Regions from separate parts of the Homo sapiens genome. Here region 1 is linked to region 2. A link is a loop called in an ENCODE intact Hi-C map of the cell type or tissue named here. Cell type or tissue: GM12878. All regions are shown on one strand. Each heading gives the region's core, and the rest is flanking DNA. Links, peaks and the distances in the headings are about the cores only. Region 1 has its middle 83 kb from the start of SEC11C. Region 2 overlaps ALPK2 (alpha kinase 2).

The links. A loop is a pair of places that touch in the nucleus more often than their neighbours do. Peaks named below come from ENCODE experiments on the same cell type or tissue, not always from the same donor. Only the 100,000 strongest peaks of a DNase experiment are listed, where the experiment ranks them.
Region 1: it touches region 2 in a loop (2.6-fold over the local background); 11 of 110 quality-filtered maps call a loop at or near these places.

Annotation. Positions count from the first base shown.
Region 1 is chr18:59,052,019-59,062,700 of GRCh38, forward strand. It overlaps the pseudogene OACYLP. Among named protein-coding and RNA genes, the nearest start is that of SEC11C, 83 kb to the right of the region's middle. RefSeq lists an enhancer at 10,297-10,682. In GM12878, for the core only: CTCF peaks have their summits at 3,826 and 5,375 (motif pointing left); a DNase peak (open chromatin) is centred at 5,304.
Region 2 is chr18:58,525,523-58,536,204 of GRCh38, forward strand. ALPK2 (alpha kinase 2) reads right to left here. Exons shown (of 13, transcript NM_052947.4): 5 at 9,312-10,682; 6 at 3,569-3,716. Among named protein-coding and RNA genes, the nearest start is that of ALPK2-AS1, 26 kb to the right of the region's middle. RefSeq lists a silencer at 546-625 and enhancers at 9,278-9,677, 9,778-9,827, 9,820-10,682, 9,938-10,157, 10,218-10,417. In GM12878, for the core only: a CTCF peak has its summit at 4,413 (motif pointing right); a DNase peak (open chromatin) is centred at 4,459; H3K4me3 peaks cover 1,213 bases; H3K27ac peaks cover 2,217 bases.

The DNA of each region.
Region 1 (10,682 bases), core at 1,587-9,586, 530 kb after region 2:
ACAAATTATTCACCTCCGCCTGTTGAGTCTCTACTGCAATGGGACATCGCATCACACCCTTACTATGTGGAATTCTACTCAAGTTCAAAGATCTTGTTGCTTTGGAGCAACAAGATCTATGTGCGTCTTGGCTTCTCCAAAGCCCCAGTTTCCTCGTAATGCATTTGAAGCAAGTGAAAGTGAAATAGCTGTAATGAAATTATATCACCAATTCCACATATGCCTTGAAATCAAGGCTGAAAAGGGAATCGCTAAAGCGTGGCAGGGCCCTAATCTTTGCACGTAACAACTGACTAACTAGATGGCTGCCTTCCATTTGCAAAGGCCCAGCCATATGGACAGGCTTGCATCACCAGCTACCTGCCTGCAGGTAGGGCCCGCTTGTCTGTGATGGGGTACCCAGGGGATAATCTGGGCTGTTTTCCCTGATGCAAACTGATTTGGGCCACTTGCAGGAAGCAGTGGCAAGGATACCAGCCAGTGGCCTTTTTGAGGTAGAGCCCACCTTAGATCCTTGAAAGCAGAGGTGCCAGGGCCCTTTGGAGAGAATTGCCCCCAGGCGCTTCCTCACATTGACGAAAAAAATACTGGTAACCATCTCATCTGGCACAAGCATGGACTGTCTGTGGAACTCATTTTGACCATGTCAATCATCCATGGGAACTCTGGGGTTCTCCACAAAACATCATCTGGAGCCAAGCCCTGGTTCTAAATGAACATGTTCTTTCCACCTAGAGTTGGGGCATGGGGAGAGGCAAAGAAAAGAGAAAAACGTTGACCCCTCTGACTTCCAACCGCACCATAATGATGAGAAACTCTTACATTCCCGTAACATGACAGAGTTCATTTCCCACAACTGTCCTAGGAGATGGGCTATGATCATTTTGCTTTTTTAAACAAAAGAGAAAATTTGTCTGAATCTCCATTTTGTAAAATGGCAGCAATAATACCCACCATCCAGGCTTGGTACAAGGCTCAAGATGAGGGATGTGAAATATGAATATCTCTAACTCAATTTCCTTTGTCTTCCCATGGAAATTCGCCCCACCCACCTACTAAATTCTTCCTCCTAGTCCAGGCAGGTGGAGAGTGTGGAGCAGAACTGGTAAATGAAGGAAGAGTGACCTTTGCTGCTCTCTTTTCAGTGCAATGGCTGGACCTGGTACCTTGCCAATGACTTCCAGTTCCACCTCACCACACCAGTGATTATCTTCATCCATGTAAAGTGAGTCTGATTGGGACAAGCTTTTCTCCTCATGTGCCCTCTTTCACAAAACCCTCAGAAAGTATCCCAGTTCCGTGCAGAGCTGCTTTTTAAAATCTAGGAAACTTTACAGAAAAGTAAATACCAAATCCTCTACGGTCTGCCTTCTTCTGCATTCTTTTCCAACATTGATCCTACGCCAGTCAGTGTGTGTTTTGCAGAGTTACAATCAGTGTGTGCATGTAATATCTAGTGCTCAGCTTTTTCCATTTAACTGTTCTTATAAACATTGCCACATATTGACATAACCTGCATACTTGGCAGTTTTAGGGTTTATCTACCATTTTTATGGTTGGGTATCTAGATTGTGGCCAATTTTTCATGATTATAAATGTCACTGCAATGCATGCCTTTGAACACACTACTTTTTCTCTTAGTTATTTTCACAGGGGCAGATTTCCAACTGGAATTGCTAGGTCAAAGGGTAGGAACAATTCTGTGGCACTTGTCACATATTGTGAGATTGCTCTCCAGAAAGAGTGAAGTAATTTACAACGCCCTCAGCCATGTATCGGTGCACCAGCTTTCCCACATTGGATATTTATCACCTTAATTTTTGTTAGTTTTAGAAACACCTTAAGGCCTCAATAATTCATGGAGAGACTTGTAGTTGTGGATTATTCATGCCATATTTTAAAAATTTATTGTTCTTTGTGTTAAAATATATGTTCAATTTAAGAAACATTGGAAAACATTAGGAGTTAAGAGAGGGGGGAATAATCACCCCAGTTCCACTTTGTCAGTCAAGGGAAGGAGAATTTGCTGCTAATATTTTGGGGCTTATCCTTCTGATATTTTTTCTGCCCAGTTTTTTTTTTTTTTTTTTTTTTTTAAAGAGATGAGGGTCTCACTCTGTCACCCAGGCTGCTATAGTGCGGTGGTGCCATCATAGCTCACTGCAGCCTCCAACTCCTGGGCTCAAACGATTCTCCTGCCTCAACCTCTCGAGTAACAGGCATGGACCACTGCACCTTGCTAATTTTTTACCTTCTGTAAAGAGATGAGGTCTTGCCGTGTTGCCCAGGCTGTGCCCTGCTTTTGATACATGAAAGCATTCTGTATATACACCTTGGTATCTTTCTTTCAATAGTTTTATGACACATGCATTTCCCTATATTATTTTATTTTTAAAGCAACATAATTTAAATGTCTGCATAACATTCCATTCCATGAACTAACTATATAATTTATGTATACCTTCTATTGTTTAATACTGGGATTATTTCCAATGTTATGCATTCATAAATAATGGCTTGATAAATATTTTCATGGAAACCATTTGTCTCCAACTTTGATACTTCTCTACAACATATATCTTTGAGGGGAATTAATAGGTCAAAGGGCATGAATGTCTTTTACGCTCTTGAATCATAATGATAAATCACTTTCCGTAGAGGGAACATCAATATTCAGTCCTCTAGTCATCCAATTTAACTGTTGCCAGAATGGAATATTAATAATAAAACAAAACATCTGAGTCTTCACATGTTCTTCCTTCTGTGTCCAAGTTTCCTCTTCTTATAAGGACACAGTCATATTGGATTAAGGCCCACCCCAATGACCTCGTTTAATGTTAATTATTGCTTTAAAGACTCTATCTTCAAATACAGTCACACTCTGAATTACTGGGGGTTAGGATTTCAACATAGGACTTTGTTGGGGACATAATTCAGCCCATAACATTCAATGTCAGGAAGATTTATGAGTTTAGTTGAAATGGTGCTAGCTGGAAGAGACTTGTGGAGTCTGTGGTGGAGATACTGATCTTGGAAGTAGGTGCCAGGGACTGGGCTCAAGTCCCCCAGGGAGTTAAACACATATTTACTCGGGTGGCTGTGGGTTTTTATTGGATGGCCTGACTACCACTTACCTAGGACACTGAGTTCTTATGCCTCCGCACTCTAGACTTGCCTGGGAACCCATGTGAGTGTCCTTGTGACTGAGGAGCACTGGCCCCGTGTCAGCATCTTTCCCAAAGGCTGTCGTGGAAGGTGGATTTCAGTCCTTCAGCTGAAAACCCACACTGTCCAAACTTGTGACTATGCAACAAGATTTAGCTTATAAGTGGAGGGAAATATAAAAGTAGGGCTTTTCTTCCTTTAGAGAATATAATTCCATGGAATGCCAGTGGAATCAGGTCTTTCTGGAGCTCAGTAATTCAAGGAGAGAAGAGCTAAGGGGTCTGGCAGAAGTCATAGTAAATATACATACAGCATTATTACCATAACCCCCTGCTTACCCTCATAGCAGACATTAGTAATCAATCATAGCATCATGGAGCTAGAATTCATCCTTCTTTCCAAATATTACACTAACATTGGTACTCTGGCTGAAAATAATTTTCTCCCTGTATCACTTGATAACTGAATAGTATCTATCTCATCCCTTCCTCATGAACAGCCATGGCAACTTTCACTAGCAGAATTGCATTGTCAAAGGCATTTTCCAGGTCAGGCTGTGCCTGGATGGTCTCGCACTTGTGTTTGACATTTCTTCCACACCACTGTGGATCCTCTTAATCCCAACCCTCACACTTCGGAGCAGGTACAACCAGACAGCGCCTCACTCTGGGTGCTTCAGGAAACATCCTAGTCTTATACATGCACGGTCCCAAAGTGTGGAGGAATTAATTTGTGTGGGACCATCCTTAACCCATTTGAGATAGAAGACAGTGGGAAAATCCTTCTGTCTTTCATCTCACAGGACAGTTTTAAGGTACATTTCATATGGCCCTGTGGAACATTCTGGAAGAACTGAGCATTGGCCACCTTGATAGCACATCCTGGTATTGGTTTTCCCTGCTTCCCTGTTCTCCTACCCTATCCCTCATTCCTACACCCACGTGAACTACCTGCACCCGGACATTTGTCTCAGGCTCTGCTCCTCAGTTGAAGGCGTGCCTGGTTCCCCCTCTGCATTAGTCCGTTTTCACATGCTATAAAGAACTACCTGAGACTGGGTAATTTATAAAGAAAAGAGGTTTAATTGACTCATGGTTCTGCAGGCTGTGCAGGCTTCTGCTTCTGGGAAGGCCTCAGGAAACTTACAATCAGGGCAGATGGGGAACCAGGCACATCTTAATATGGTGGGAGCAGGAGGAAGAGAGCAAAGCGGGGAGGTGCTACACACTTTTAAACAGCCAGATCTCATGAGAATTCACTCACTATCACAAGAACAGCAAGGGGGAAATCCATCCCCACGATCCAGTCACCTCCTATCAGGCCCCACTTCAACACTGGGGATTACAATTCCACATGAGATATGGGCAGGGACAAAGATCCAAACCATACCATCCTCCTTCTCGATCCTCTCTCCCCTGTGCTTGGAGTGGGTCCACCCCGTGTCCCACCCTGCCTTTGACAGTCCTCTCTCCCAAATCAACCACCACTTGTATCCATATCGGGTTTCATAGATGACAAGGGACGTTCCCAGGCATGGACTCCTTTTGAGCTGCATAGTAAGCCTCAGGGTGGGCAGGCGAGGATGCGATTACTGTTCCTGTCTAGACCAGGAAACTCAAGCTCAAGGCCCTGCCCGGTGTGGCACAACTAATGGATGGTCAAGACCGAGGCTGCCTCAGGTCCTCCAGCCCCAGCCCCGCTCTCCCTGCCACTCATCAGCCTCTCAAAAGCAGGGCCTCTCAAAAGCAGGAAGTACCTCTGATGGTCAGGATTTCCAGCCTTTCGTGCCATAGGAAGCGCATGTGTGGGGCAAGAAACTGAAGGGCACTCCTCTCCGTATCCTCTCTTCTTTGCAGGAGTACACAGATCCTCATCCTCCTTGGGGCCATGCTGTTCTTGGCATCTTTCACAGCCACTGCTCTGATCACCTTGGCATATAAACTTCCTGTCGTGGCTCCATCAGAAACCAGGTAATGCGGTTCCCCAGCCTGCCCCTTTCTGGCCAGGACTTCCCGGGGAGGGCTGCTGAATGCCAGGCTGTTCACCCTGTGCCCTTTGGTTCATGGAAAAAGTGGGTATGAAACTTTTGGTCTGGATGGGAAAGCTGATTGCCTTCTTGCTTCCAAACTTCTGAACCTTTCAACCTGCACTGGTAGGTCCTCTCTGAACTCAACGTTGCCCATTGAAACGCTTCCCAGAGGAAGGAGCGCCCCCATGTGGCTGTACTGTGTTTCTCCTCCAGCAGCCAATTGCTGCTTGGTGGCTCTGTTGGATGGAGAGACTGAACCTACCTCTTCAAGGTCACACAACTAGTAGGTGGCACAGGTGTGATTTGAACTTAGAAGCCAATCCACAGTGCTATTTCCCCTCCCCAATGAGGCATGTATGACACTTACACAGGAAAAACTGTTATGATTACCTGCTAATCTTCTCTCAATGCAGTGACACAAATGAAAATCAGATTATGTCAGTCATCTGCTTGAATTCCTCCAGTGGCCTCATTGGTCACCCTCCTACCTGCTGACACTGGACCAGCCACACCAACTCATCTCAACGCACCAAGCACGCTCCCCGAACCCCCTTCCCCACCCTCCCCAACCCGGGGCCTTAGCACTTGCTTTTGAGCCTGAATTACTCTTCTGTTAAAATCTAAGATCTTGGCAGGGCTTTCTCCTTCACATCTTTCAGGTGTCTGTGCAAATGTCACCTTCTCAGAGCAGCCTTTGCCGATCTTCCAAAATAAAATGGCCAGAACCGTTCCTGGTATGTGAGTGTTCCATGTGAATCTGTGAGTGGGTGGCATATGAGAATAAATGAATGAATTGGTGACAACATCCCAAGCCTCCTGACCAGGAGACTATCATGCCCTTCCCATATCATGGCATGGTGAAGTGATTGAGGAGGAGGCTCACTCATGTCCAGCCCAGCGGTTTTCAACCCTGGCCACATATTAGAGTCACTTGGGAGCTTCTAAATCTACTGATGCTTTCATCCCCACCCACCTCCGAACAATTGAATCAGAATCTCTGGGCATGGGGCCCAGGCAGCGGACTTTTGTAAGCATTCCCAGGGTGCTTACAAATTCTAATTTGCAGAATAAATTCTTATGTGCAGCCACAGTTGAAGAACCATACGTCTAGTCCTCAAACACCTTCCCTTCCTCCAGTGGTCCCTGCATGGGCAGCTAGGGGCTGAGAGTGCGTCTAGCTTCAGTGGGGAATGGTGATAATTTTAACGGTGATAAATTTAAAGCAGGGGTTCTCAATCTGCCTTTGGGAAACTCAGGAGAGTTTTAAAATTTCTAGTCCCTGAGTCCATGTGCAGAGATGATGATTCCCTGGGCTTGGGTATAACCTGGATGCCTCCCGTGAATGGCACTGTTTAGGCAAAGCTTCTCAGCCTTGAGGGGGTATCAGGGTCACCTGGAGGGCTTCTTAACACACAGATGGTTGAGCCCACTGCCAGTAGGTCAGGGTGGGGCCCATGAGTCTGGGTTCCTAATAAGTTCTCAGGTGATGCAGGTGTTTTTTTTTTTTGTCTGTGTTTTTTATTCTATTGCAACAGAGTCTCACTCTGTCATCCAGGCTGGAGCACAGTGGCATGATCACCGCTCACTGCAGCCTCAACCTCCTGAGCTCAAGCGAACCTCCTGCTTCAGCCTCCTGAGAAGCTGGGACTGTAGGCATGTGCCTCCAGGCCTGGCTAATTTTTTTTTTTTTGTAGAGTTGGGGTCTCTCTATGTTGCCCAGATTGGTCTCAAACTCCTGGGCTCAATGATCCTCTTGCCTCGGCTTCCCAAAGTGCTGGGATTACATGTGTGAGCCACCATGCCTGGCCTGACGCAGCTGTTGATGTCAAGGGATGAAACCTTGAAAAACACAGCTTCAAAGAATAGTTTTTGGTGTCCTTTTAATAGCCTGGCCTGGACCTCTCATCACTTCTCTCTCAGGACAGTCTCTGTCCTTGGGACCCTTGGGTTCACATCTGGGTGCTACATTTTTAGAACATTCTGACATATTGGCCACCAGACACAGCTATTTAAAATGAATACACTCATGATATTTCCTTGGGATCTGGGGTGGAGGGGCCTGAGGGAATTTGGAACCTAAACAAGCCAACTTTGGCTGAGGTGGGGCCATGAGGTCACTGTTTGCGCACCATGACTAAGGAAATGAACAAGTGTGCCCTAAATGTACCTTTGGGCTTGCTGATTATTCCAATGGACATCTCAGGGATTTGGATTCCCTTTGCCATGTCCAGATCAAACATAACATTTTGGCTTATTTCCTTGTATTTTTCAGTGAAGAGGCGATTGTATTGTATTTCGTGGAGTACTACACAAAGCCCTACTGCCGATTTGGGCCAGTTCTTGTGGGCCTCTTTCTGAGCATTTACATGCACCAAAACCACCAGGAAAACATTCTCAGAACCAAGGTATGATTTCCCGTGCCTCACTCTATGGGCATGGGTCTGGCTGGGACTGTGTGGCCCACCTGGCCAGGCTCTTCCAAAGCTGTGGATGAAGCAGTCAGCCTGCTGGGTACTGTATTGTGCTGTAGAGTGTTACTGATGTCTCTCTGTGCTAAAGAATCAGAAGGAATTGGCCAGGTGCAGTGGTTAACACCTGTAATCGCAGCACTTTGGGAGGCTGAGGCAGGAGGATCCCTTGAGTCCAGTTCAGGACCAGCTCAGGCAACATGGTGAAACCCCTGTCTTCATTTTTTTTTTTTAATTTAAAGATAAGGCCTTTATCTTCCTGCCAGAGCTTGATTCTCTGCTTTCTTCACTGACCTCTCCTTATGATCCTCCAGATTTGGAACCCAGTGTGGTCCCATCTGTAGGAGCTTTGGTACTGACCCAAAGAAACCACCAATGTGAGAAAACATACCCAGTGAGATTACAATGGCAAGACTTTCTTCTGGAAGAGGATACTGAGTTGGGTTGGATTTTTAACAGCACATGCTCAGTGGTTTCTATATACAAGATTCTTGGTCAGATTTGATGGTTGTGTCTGGGAATCAGGACGTGAGGTGTCTAGAGGGGAAGCTGTTACTTTGCTTTTCCAGATGTACCCCAAGCACTCATTTTCTTCTCTGGCTCCTTTGTGGGCAATCATTCTAGTTCACCATCCAATCTCGTTACTCAAGCTGGAAACCCGGGTTCATCTTGGATGCCTCCTCCTCACTGACCACTGCTCTCAGCCAATCATCCCCCATGCTCTGCCGATGGTTTCTCCTGCCATCCTCTCTCATCCTTTTGAACTGACCTTAAAGCTCTTCTCATCTCATGCCTGGATGTTGTCACTTGTTTCCTTGCCTCTAGTCTTATTGATCTCAAATCTACTCTTGGGGTGATCTATTTAAGACACCACCTTGGCTGTGCCCTTGAACGGTGAAAAATCTTTCAATGACTTCCTTTTACATCCATGATAAGGCTTGATCTGTTCAACAAGGCCTTCAGAGTTCCCATGACATCACTCTGCCTGTCTCTCTAGCATCATCTCTCTCACCACTCTCTGCCTTGCACTTTGCATATCAGTGATACCAACCTGCTCACAGTGCCCTTGACTGCCGCCACTGACACACACACAAGCTGTTCCTGGCATCTGTGCAGTTGCTCATGCTTCTTCCTCCGTCTGGAATCTGCCTCTACCCCCTCCCCTCTACTCACCTCTCCCTTTCATCTGACTTAACTCCTGTTTTGCCTAGAAGGCTCACCTAGACTTTTCACCTCCAGGAAGTCTTTCCTTATCCTTCCAGGCCAGGCTGTGTCCTTCTTTTTGGTTCCTCTGTGCACTGTATATTCCTGGGCCCTGGTTTGTACCGCATGATAAAGCATTTATTCACCCCATAGACTGTGAGCTCCTGGAATTCACTACTTGTATCACCTCTGAATCGCCAGCATCTGGTTCTGAGATCCTGACTCACTGAAGGTACTCAACACATGAATGAATGAAAGAGAATTTTCTTCTCAATGGAGGAAGGGCCAGAAGTTAGGATACAACTCCTGCCCCAAACCCCTCTGCCAGGTCCTACCTTTGTTTGCCTAGGCTTTGTGGGTACCTTACCTAGATGTTCCAGAGAAGAGGCCCTGGTCCTTGGAAAACCTTGTGTTGCCCATGGGAGGAAGAAGAGATAAGATTTTACCGAAAGGAATGAATATACAGAAGCTGTGTGACTTTTTCTATAGGTTGCAGTTACGATATTTTCCTGGAAATGCACAATTCAGTTGTAGACTATAACAGAGTGCCATTAAAGAGAGGCTTCAACATAGTCCAGGTTACATGGGAGCCCAGGGAGAAAATGTGTGTCAGCAAAGGGCAAAACTTAACTTGAAGAGGGAGCATTTGGGAATGACTTCAAGGGCCAGGGTCAGCACCAGGAAGCCCGGAGCTGAAATACAAGCCAAGTTAACCTGGAGAAACGCGCACAGTTGGGTACACCAAACTCAAAGCTTTAGAAGCTAGAAAATAAAGACACGGGGTCTAAACTGGAGGAAGCTGCCAGGAGTGAGATAAGGCAGGATGCACCATAATAAAGATAAGCAGACAAGGACAGAAAGAGAACATGATACCCAAGATGCATTTTGAGAGACTGCAGGCCCATTTGGGCCAGGGAAGTAGCAAAGGGGTGAGGGAGATCCCAGGCTAAAAGAGTGGAGTGCCACTGAGTATGTACCTTTCCTCTCCCGCAGCCAGGAACCTGAGACCTAAGCAGGTCTCAGAGACAAGACGGTGGACTGATCCGATGTTGGTTCAGTGCAGTGTAGACATAATCACAGCAGCTTGAGTACAGCACGGAGAAGCAAGAGAGCTCCTTGGAAGACAGATCTGGGTCTAAAAAGGTCAACTCAGGTGACGCAAGGTCAAGATCTTGAAGTGAGTCAGGTGTTAGGATTTAACTCATGGGGCTATTCTTTGAGCTGAAGACTTCTCACATTCCCATTCCTTCCACTTGACTAGGCTGCTGCCCAGGCCGGGGCTGTGTGCTGGAGGCCCTCACGTTTATGGTGAAGGCGGAAGCCATCAAGGAGCATTAATCTGGTTACCGGACAAAATGGGAGATTAGGAGTGGGTTAGAACATTACTTATTGATTTTCTTTTCACTTTCATTTTGAAATGATTATAGATGCCCCAAAAGTTGCAAAATTAGTACAGAGAGGTGCTGTGTGCTCCAGCTCCCCAACAGGCAACGTGTGACACAACTATGGTACCTGACCACAGCCAGAAAATCACATTGGCACAATAGACCTCAGATCTACCAACACATACTCATTCGCGCACGTCTGTACGGTTCTGGGTAATTTTGTCCCATGTGCAAATTTGTGCAACCACCCCCACAGTCAAGGTACAGAACTCTCTGTCACCACAAAGATCTCCTGGCCACCCCTTTTAAATTACAACCTTCCATTTTAGTCAAATCTATGCTGACTGAGGTTTGCGAATAAAGACCTAAGTGACAGGAATAACACCAAAAAATAAGTTTGTGTAGGAGGAGGGAATTATACAATGGCTAAAA
Region 2 (10,682 bases), core at 870-8,869:
TCTCTGATACTTGGCCCAGAACCACGAAGACCGTTTTTCCTGGCTTGGCCCATGGTCCCCACCCAAGGCTTTCTTCTAGAAGGAATACATGTAGGAGTCAGAAAGGTCTGGATCCCAACCCTGAGGCCGACCTCAGGTGTGCTATGTAGCCTGTCACCCTCAATTTCCTCCTCTGTGAAAGCAGAATGAGCAAGATCACCGCTCAGATGTGTCATGAGGAGTAACGTGTCATGACACCGGCGTGTGAAGCTTCAGCGAAAAGCCCAGTCTTGAGCGTGGTCACGAGTCATTACTTCGTGGTGAGCAGTAGTATTAGTGGGGAACAGTAGTATTAGTGTGCTTTCTCCATGATACAAAACTACCTCGGAAGTCCCAAAGAGTTCTATCCAACATTTGTGGAGTATCTGCTCTGTGCTTAGTACTGGGGGATTCAATGATGAAAAAGAAAAAAAAAAAAAAAAAAAGGCACAGTCCTTGCCCTTGAGGGTCTTCTAGTCTGGGAGGAAATGGACAAACAGAAAATACCAATACAGCTGTAGAAAGCAGTAACAAGTGATCTTGTGCCTTTTTTAACCAAGAGGGTAAGTTCAGTTTCATATCCTCTTACCCTGTAAGGGACAAATCTTTTTACCTTAGGAAATGGCTACAGACAGCAGAACAGCAGTGGTGATTAGCTGTGCAGACAAATGCAAAAGAAGCCCATGTCCAGAGTGTGATCAGAAGAACACAAAGAGTGAAGTTGGCTGCAGGGAGAGGGTACTTAGCATGGGGACTTCTCTGAGAGATCCCATCATCCATCACCAGCCCTAAGGAGCCAGGGCTTGGCAGCACCCCCACCCACCACTCAGTCTGGGCTGAGAAGTCCTCGGGTTGTTTCTCCCAGGGCCATCCAAGGAGATCCTCCCATCCCAGCAGCCAGCTCCTCATCCACTGGTTCCCAGCGGGAACAACATGACCTGTGCTCCATGACCTTGCTCAGCTATCAGTAGGGCCGCTCTACGTGGACAGCTGCCCTTTCAAAAGCCCAGGGAACTCAGAAGGACCTCTCTCCCCAGAGTGGAGAATGGGTTCCTGGTTACCAAGAAGGTACTGATGGCCAAATAGCACCAGAGGGTGCCACCTTGAGGTCTCCATGAAGCCAAGACATGCCACTGCTACACAGAGACTCAAACCAAGCTACCACTTTCTTCTTCTTGGTTTCTTCGAAGTATATTAGTCTTGCCCTACCCACAAGAAAGTCTTCTGACACCTAATTTCCACGCTTTAGCCTGTTAAGGAAAGTACCCAAAACTTGCGGACAAAGGAAGAGGATCACAGTCATTGTTCAACAGGATCATTGAGGATGATCTAGTGAAAGAGAATGCTTTGCTATTTCCCATTTACACAGAACCCACTCAGACACTTTAAGTTACAGGTTAACTTTTAGGTTTCTGTGCAGTAGAAAAGATAACTCCCAAAGTTTATTACCTGTCAAACATTAACCAGTTTTATATCTATTTCAAAATGTATTTCCGCATTCCTTTGCCTGATGGACTATCTAAATCTTCATTCCTCAAATGCTCCTTTGAACAACTCTTGCCATTGTACAGGTTCCCTCATGATTTAGTAAGTTCAAGAAGACCTTTGCTCCACGTTCATATTATATTTGAGAGATTTCAACTCTTTGAAAATGATACAAGACAGTGACATATTTCATGGAGGCACAAATGAAGGGAAACGCTGGACTGGAAGTAGGCATGAGAGAAATTAGCAAACATTTGAAAACCCACTTGAAATAATATAAATGATCTCTCAATAAACAAATGAATTATAACTCTTAAATATTCTCAAGTGTTAGCATGGAGAAAGCAAATGGGTTCAACTAAGCCAGACACTGTCACCAAGGAGAAATGAAGCAAACATCACTAGGAATCAAAGGCCTTAGCCACGCGTCATCAGTAAGTAGAATGCTTACTAATGACATATGCTCCCCAGGGGAAGGTTAGGTTTATCGTAAATACACATCAAATGGAAAAGGGACCCGCAAATATTCAAGTGGTAATTCTGAGCTCAGAGCAAGGCTGATGAATGGAAAAACAGTGAAAATACTGGTTAATTGCTCTTGGCTGACAGCTTCAGAAAATAATTTAAAATGAATAATTAGTACCTTTTTAAGTGAAGCTCTAGGGAACCTCCTTGACTTAAAAAGCAAACCATTTCTTTTCCTTTATAATAATTCTTAAGCCATACCTAAGACAGGCAGGGTAATGGTGACATTTTAGGCAAAGTGGTTATGCTATCAATTACAATCCAGTTAGATGCTCTGGAGTGATGTTAGTAGAAATGAAATCATAGCTCAAGTATTCCATGATTACATTTGAGAAATAGTTTCCAGACATATGTTCCAAGCAGACATATATGATTTAATTAAACAGAAAACTCAGATTTTCTCACTTTTTCAGTCTACTGGTGACAAAATTAAGGGGATTGGAACCCCTCCCATTTCTTAGGGAGCTAAACTGGGAACCCTTTGGCAGAGGGTTGACTTTTGAACCAGGTGATTTGTTTCTAGATTGTGTCAGATGAAGCTTGAATTCATCAGTTCACTTGAACAAGCATTTATTGCCAAGAAAAGCTGCTTAAGGAAGCCAGTAATCAGGTTTATTCCACAGGGGATATTCTTGGCAATGATTCTCACGCTCATCTCTTGCCTCCTCATTCTTCTCTCCTTTATTATCTTAAGGACATGGCTGGACGCAGTGGGTCACTCCTGTAATCCCAGCACTTTGGGAGGCTGAGGCAGGTGGATCACTTGAGGCCAGGAGTTCAAGACCAGCCTGGGCAATGTGGCAAAACCCTGTCTCTACTAAAAATACAAAAGAAAATTAGCCAAGCATGGTGGTGTGCTCCAGTAATCCTAGGTACTCGGGAGGCTGAGGTGGGAGGATCACTTAAGCCCAGGAGGTGGAGGCTGCAGTGAGCCGTGATTGCACCACTATACTCCAGCCTGGGAGATGGGAGTAGCACCTTGTCTCAAAAATAAAAATAAAAATCATAGGGACCCAGAAATAAACAGGTTTTCCCATCTTAGTGATGGCTGCTGGTCACCCTCAATAGCTGTTACTTTTCTGTAACCTCATAGATTGCTGTTGTTGTTGTTTTTATTCATCTCCTTAGCTTTGTTTGACCTTTATCAGATTACTGGGAATTTATGAAACAGAAAACACACCCAAGTTAAATTCACAGACATACAGATGAGAGCTCTTTAATCTTAGGACCACAGAACCTCAGACTAGAATATCATTTGACATGTTCCTTCCCCTGATTTAAAAAATGTAGTGAAAGGTTGTGTGACTTCCCAAAACCCCAGAACTCAATTCTGGCAAAACCTGGGCAAGAATCCTCCATCATTTTCCCCATCCAGACACTTGTCTTCCGATATTTAGTCTTTTTTAATATTGTGGATGTGGAATCTCTGCTTCAATTTTCCTTTTCACGTCCTATAATTTATTCTTTTTTCTTTTTTACAACCATGTTGTGAAATAAACAAGCAACAACTGTGAAAAGTAACCAGGGAAAAACATCGCACCTTCTCTGCACTTGGGCTATGGACTTTGAATCTTTTGTCCAGCAGATAGTAGAATCTTCATGAATTTCTGCAAATTGGCAGCTTAATTTTACATTTCCAGAGTGTTCAGGGAACATCTCAGCTTGGATCTTTTTCAGTAATACTGGAGCTAGAAACAAGATATTTGAAGGTCAGTGTAACAAAAGACTTTCCCATTTCATACCATTTAATTCTCATAACAATCCTGAGAGACAGGAATATTAATTATTATCCCCAATTATGGAAGTGAGAATTGAGTCTCTGAGGGGAGAGGTGGCTTGCCTAAATAGTCGGAAAATTTACAAATCAATCTAATAGAAAATGCTCACTTCCATTACTTAAAATTCTTTAGGTGCAGCCTGTAATGCTTAAAGTGAAATAGAACTTGAGAGATTTTTTCTAAAGGGGATGAGAGGTGGGAGGATTTTAGATATCTATTCTATAGGATCTCATCCAAATAAAGATGTTTTTAAATGATTACCAGATCATCCAGGTCGAAATCAGAGCTAGGAATTAGGGAGTAGAATAAAATCTGGATTATCCAAAAAACTACGGCTAAGCCCCCAAAATGTAAAAGACACCTCAACAATAGGTTATTGGCTGAATAATATTCATCTTTTCCCTTTTATCACACTTGTCTTTGCTGAAGATAACCTAGTAGATTGGAGTGATGTCTGATATCAACCTCATTAGCAAAAGAGAATAGAAGCAATAAGGAAACAATTCCCACTGGTTGGGCTGAGACCTTTGAAATATCACCTCAGTATCAATATCAGTGAGGAACAATTAGCATGCTAATGTGTAATTAGCTAGGGCAGCCACTGGGCGGCAGCCTAGACATTAGAACAAGACAAGGATGAGGCCCCTGTCCCGAGTGGTCGTAACAATTGGGTAGGAAATGAGATTACTGCAGATGTGTGAGTCTATCACAAATTAAGTAGCATAACTCCACAGCGTTGGTAACACAAAAAAGTACATCAGTATAAAACATATGTAATCCGTAGCCAAACCAAGATCACCAATACTGAGACTTTGCTCCACTGCCTCAAATTATACTACGGTGAAAATATCCATGAATTCAAGGTGCTTCTCATCTCTCCTTGGCACCAGCAGATGCTAGGATGACAGAATGCATATTTAAAAGCTAATTCTCTACCCTGGAAGTGATAATGGGCCTGTTGGGTAGCAAATCTTTCAACCAGAGAGTAACCAAGACTGCTAACAGTATCCTGGGAGCCAAGTGGATAATTGAGAGAGAGAGAAAATGTAACAAGTACGTATTGATGGCAAACCCGCATCAGTGCATTTGGGCCTGCTGGTTCCTGCCCAAGCTGAGACCGTGTTCAGGTTCACAATGTCAAACTCTTGGTCCAGGTCTCGACCAAGCCCACCTCCTCATCTGGGCCATTTCCTAGAGGGTCTTTCCAACACCATGCAGTGGCCGGCTTCATGGGTGATGTGGGGACACCTAAATATTCCTAAGCCTGCCAGAACCTGTTGTACCGAACACAAGGAAAATTGGAGGATGGCGGGAAGGGCATGAAATGGGCAGCAGAACTGAATGATGGATGGTCTGTGGGAGATTTGAAGCTTGTTTAGCCGAGGGGCTTTGGGCTTTGGATAGGACCCCTGACTATGTGAGACAGAGGTGGAAAGTGCAGCTGAACGAGCTCAAAGGAGACCTGGAGTGCAGCTAGTTTTTTCTTCCGTGTGCAGGTTGGGCTAGTGTTGAGGGAAAACGGTAGTAAAGTCCCCGGTGAATAAAAAGTTTCTGTTGTACTAAGCTTTGGACATCAAAAACGATTACTCAGGCCTGGCATGGTGGTTCACACCTGTAATCCCAGCACTTTTGGAGGCCGAGGCAGGAGGGTCACCTGAGGCCAGGAGTTGGAGACCAGCCTGGGCAACATAGCAAGATCCCATCTCTAGAAAAAAAAATTAGCCAGGTGCAGTGCGCATGCCTGTGGACCTAGCTACTTAGGAGGCTGAGGTGGGAGGATCGGTTGAGCACAGGAGTTCAAGGCTGCGGTGAGCCATGATCTCGCCACTGCAATCCAGCCTAAGTGACAGAGTGAGACCCTATCTCTAAAGTAATAATAATAATTTTTTAAAAACATTACTTAGGGTTTATTTCTTTTATAATGATCCAAGTCACTGCTCCCCTCATCCTAACTCCCGCCCCACCAGTTAACTGGTGGGAAGGCATTAAATCTGTGCTCCTTTGGGGATAGCAGGGTGGGTACCAGACTGCTGGGTAGGGCACAGTCGAGATGTCAGCCAAGGGGTCTGAAGTGTACCAGCCGGAAAGCAGTGACGAGGACTCAGGATCTTACAAAAGCCATCACAAGAAGGAAGGAGAACTTCCTAATCTGGTGTCTTCCTGGTGGCAACTTTTGTTATTTTTAAGCAATGAAATTGCTGTTGCTTACACTGAGAAAACAAAATAAAAAACCTTTGAGTGCTCAATGGTGGAGTAGATTCTTAAAGGAATTGGCCCACGGCTAGAAAACCGTAACGAACAACTAGAAGGTGATAAGTTGAAAAAAAAAAAAAAAAAAGGACGGGCATGCGGGCATGGTGGCTCATTTTGGGAGGCCAAGGCGGGCAGATCACAAGGTCAAGAGATCTAGACCATCCTGGCCAACATGGTGAAACCCCGTCTCTACTAAATATACAAAAATTAGCTGGGCATGGTGGTGCACACCTATAGTCCCAGCTACTCGGGAGGCTGAGGCTGGAGGATCGCTTGAACCAGGAGGTGGAGGTTGTAGTGAGCCGAGATTGCACCACTGTGCTCCAGCCTAGTGACAGAGCAAGGCTCCGTCTCAAAAAAAAAAAAAAAAAAAAAAAAAAAAATAGGCTGTTGTCAAGGGCTGGCCCTCTGAATGCTGCCATTCCAAAAGGTAAATGCCAGAAGAGAATTATTTTTCCTGTCTCTTGTCATCATCTGTGTTGATTCGTATGGATTAGTGCCCACAGTGGATTCATATTAGATAAATATTCAGTGCATTCATTATCAAAGTCACCATGGAAAATAACATGTCCTTAATAAATGGATGAATATGTTGGTCAAGCAGTTATTTCCCATCAGTCGATGGCCCTTCCAGTACAATAACCTAGTGCTGGTTTGTAGTTAGATCAGGGAGCTGTGATCCTAAAGAAAAGTGGGTGCCAGTGTTCCAGAAACCCGTTCTAATTTTCTCTGCAAAGAAAATCCCCACACGAGAGGGGAGAGGTTGGCCGCCAGTGGCAACTCCTCCGAAGCTGGGAAAGGACTGCAGGGTCAGAACCTACCCCGGCATGGGCAAAACCTGCCTGGGACTCCCATTTACCTGCTGACTCAAGGGTAACTCTGGTGAACCTCCCCCTCCTGCTCCGTCACCAGATGACTCCTACCTTCTGGCCGAGGCCCTGAGTTTTTCAGAGAGGAGGAGCTGTGGATGCCAGCACCACTCTTTCTCCTAATGCTAGGTTGGTATCAACTCAGACACAATGATCTTTTGCCTGAACTAAGCTCTCTATTTATTTCATAAGCATACTGAGCATAAGCATTGCCTCATTTTTTATTTAAAAACACTAATTTAAAAAAACAGTAACTAACAACCATGAGAGCTGTGTTAGGCCATGTGCCATTCAAATTGCTTTGCATTTTTATACCTGAGAGGAGTCTTATCATTAGCACCCCCATTTTACAGGTGGGGAAAGTGAGGCACCCAGAGGCTAAGGCATTTGCCCAGGGCTATCCAGGTACTGCCAGAGGCCAGACTTGAACCCAAGCAATATAACTCCTAATCTATACCCTAACCACCATGATACAACTTGCCCCAGATGGACCCAAACACCCGCTAGTATCTCTAACTGAATCTTTGCCTCTTAATGGCCTCTGTGTTGTGGGTGGCATGAGTAACAACCCTTCAGTGGTCTGGCCTGGAAAAGTCTTTGGTTGTCTCTACCCCGTAGTCTCCGGCAGGGCCCTCTCAGGACAAGGCTGGCTGCCCTCGCATCTACCTGCTTTGCTCAGACCAGTGGCTCCCAGAAGGCGGCATGCTCGGTCTTTGCAGCCTTTAGTGCAATGGCGAGGTTGTGCTGCAGCTGAAATCAAAGTCTTTGACGGCGATTGATTTCAACACTGCCTATCTGGACAGTCCTCTTACCCATGGGTAACTTGAAAAGTCACAGGCAAGAATTCCAAAAAGGTGGTTTTGCTTGTCTACCTTTACCTGCAAAGGAACCCCTATCCCCAAACAAGGGGGTTGAGGCTGGTCCCCAGAGGCAATCTATTCAGCCTCTGGGCTGAAACCAATTTTGAGAGCTTTTGAAACATTGCTTCATTCTATTTAATTTTTTTTTTTTTTTTTGAGACAGGGTCTTGCTCTGTTGCCCAGGCTGGAGTGCAGCTGGAGTGTGGTGGTGTGATCACAGCTCACTGTAGCCTCGACTTTCTGGGGTCAGGTGATTCTCCTTAGCCGCAGAGTAGCTGGGACTACAGACGTGCGCCACCATACCCAGCTAATTTTTTGTATTTTTCGTAGAGATGGGGTTTCGCCATGTTGCTCAGGCTGGTCTCAAACTCCTGGGCTTAAGCAATCCTCCTACCTCGGCCTCCCAAATTGCTGGGATTACAGGTGTGAGCCACAATGCCGAGCCATTCTCTTTAAATATGCTTTAAAATATAGATACTAATAACCTGATTGGATACTTCCAAACTCTTCAGAAGGCAGTTTTGTCTTTAAACCTTTCTGCAACAGGGGTTAGGACCCATTTGATGGGATGGGAATAACAAACGCCAGCCTCAAAATCTAAGGACTCAGGTTAAGAGAGGAGAAAATTCTTCCCTTCTGATCAGCCATCCGTAGCTTTTCGCTCCAGAGCACACAGGCCACTGTAGCTTGCTGCAATATTTTCTCTTCTGACTTCTACCAGGGTGTGTGGGGAGAGAAAGAAGAGCTCTGAAATAAAACAGGCTAAAATTTGGTCTATAAATGGAATTTGGGACTGAAATGATTCCTCAGACAAAGTAGAATTAACTGCAATTTCAGGACTTTTTTTTTTTTTTTAACAGCATCATAGGTAGAGGTTGATCAAGGACTTTTGAGGCTTGAGTGGTCTGAAACCTAGAACAGAGACCTCAGAGGATTTTAGATTTAGATAAATGGGAAGGGTGAGTTGAAAAGAAATGTTACACTCAAATTTGGAAGAAAAAACCAAGGTTCAAGGAAGTTATTTTTAATGAAAAATCAGTGATTAAAGAGGAGAATCCCAATTTGTACCAAAATATTCATTTCCACAAATCCTGCTTAGTGCATGGTCTATTTCATTATACTAATTAGCTACACTGATTAATGCTTCTGTTTATATTTTTAAATAGATTTTGTAAAAGAGGATAATGAAACGGAAAAGCACCTTCATCACATTCCCCTCCAACAGACATGCCTACAGGCGGCCTTTATCAGTGGTTCTCAATCGTGGTTCTCCCGATAGATCACCTGGGAACTTGTTAGAAGTGCAAATTTCACACACTGGGGGAGGGGAGCAATCTGGGTTTTAACAAGTCCTCCAGGTGATTCTGATGCCACATGCTGAAGCCACTTGGCCACAACCATAGCATCAATGCCCACCTGGGGGACACTGGCCTTAATTGCAAAGGACCCTCGAGGACACAGGAACTGGATACCTGGTCTACAAGCCCAAACTTTAACAATGATGGACAGCAACAGAACCTCACCTCTTCCTTCTCTTTTGCAAGATGGCTTTTTTGGGTCTTGTTTCTCTTCTGTGTGTGATAATGATGTTTCGAGTTTGGGCATCTTTTTAAGAAAGGCTGAGTTCTTTCTGATATTTTCCTTTTCTTCCAGTTTCAGCCTCAGTGCTGCCACCCTGGACAAAATTTTCTTCTTTACTCCCTCAGCTAAATGTCCACTGCCTGGGGCTTCTGGCTTCCTCTTGACCTCCTCTGACCCCGTCACTGCTGTGAGGGTCCCTGGCGATTTGCCTGCTCGGGCTTCCAGGGACTTCTCTCTCTCCCTGGACTTTTTCGCACAGCCCAGGGTGCCCTTTTGACATGGATCCTGCAGTAATTTAGGGGCTTTCTCTAACTCACGTTCTCCTGAAATAAATGCCAAGGTCTTCGCTGAGGAGCTAGATGAGCTTGGGGGTTTGGTTTCCCCAATTTGAAGCACCTCTATTTTAGGTTCCTCCATTTTGTGGCTTATCAAAAAGTCTGTGACATTTCCTTCAGGAGATGAAGTACAAGGGAACCTGGTAAGATCAGGAGAAGAGGGCAAAGGTTTCCCACGCTCATTCTCAATAGTTCCCCTTTTCTGTGAAACAGGAAACACATACTGACGCTTTCTGGGCTCAACTATGTCATTTTCAGGGACGTCATGAATTTGGCCTGTGGAGTTGTGCGTGTCAACCCCAAGAGAAGCGTGAGTCATTATTGGAAGACAACTAGAAAGAGGTGAAGTGGGGGAAATCAATTCTGCTTTGTCCTTTTTGCTTTGCTCAGCCTCCCCTAAGCTCCCATCACTGCTTTCTTGTATTTGGCCTATGCTACATCCACTTGGAATTCTTTCACCGCCTTCGCTGGGTTGCAGGACTTGCCAAATGGCAGTTTTTGCCTCCTCAGGTTGAATTTGTTCAGCCTCCTGCTTCATACTGCCTTCTTGGCTTCTGCTGATTCTATTTTCACTCAGAATGGTTCCCTGGAGACATGGAACTTGCAAAATGGCCGGCTGGATTTCCGCTTCGTGGCCCATGTTTCCGTCATTTGATTGACCCCCTTCTCTGGCGCCCTGTGGTGTGGTTTCAGAGGGCTCTGGTTTTCCAGCCCTGGTGTACTCTATCACACTTATCTCATCAATGGGATCTACAGAGGACTCTAGGATTTTAGGGCAGGTCAGAAACTTTTTAAAGAAGGCAGTGTGATCCATCTTGAGTTGTTTTTCCTCCTGGTCTTGACTCACATTGTTAACATTTTCCTTCCCTCCAGTTTCAGAAGCCGCTGACAGTGAATCTGTGACAGATAACTCCTTTTCATCTACAGGGTCCACGGATGACTCCAGGAGTCTGGGTTGGCTGAAACCCCGGGAAGAAA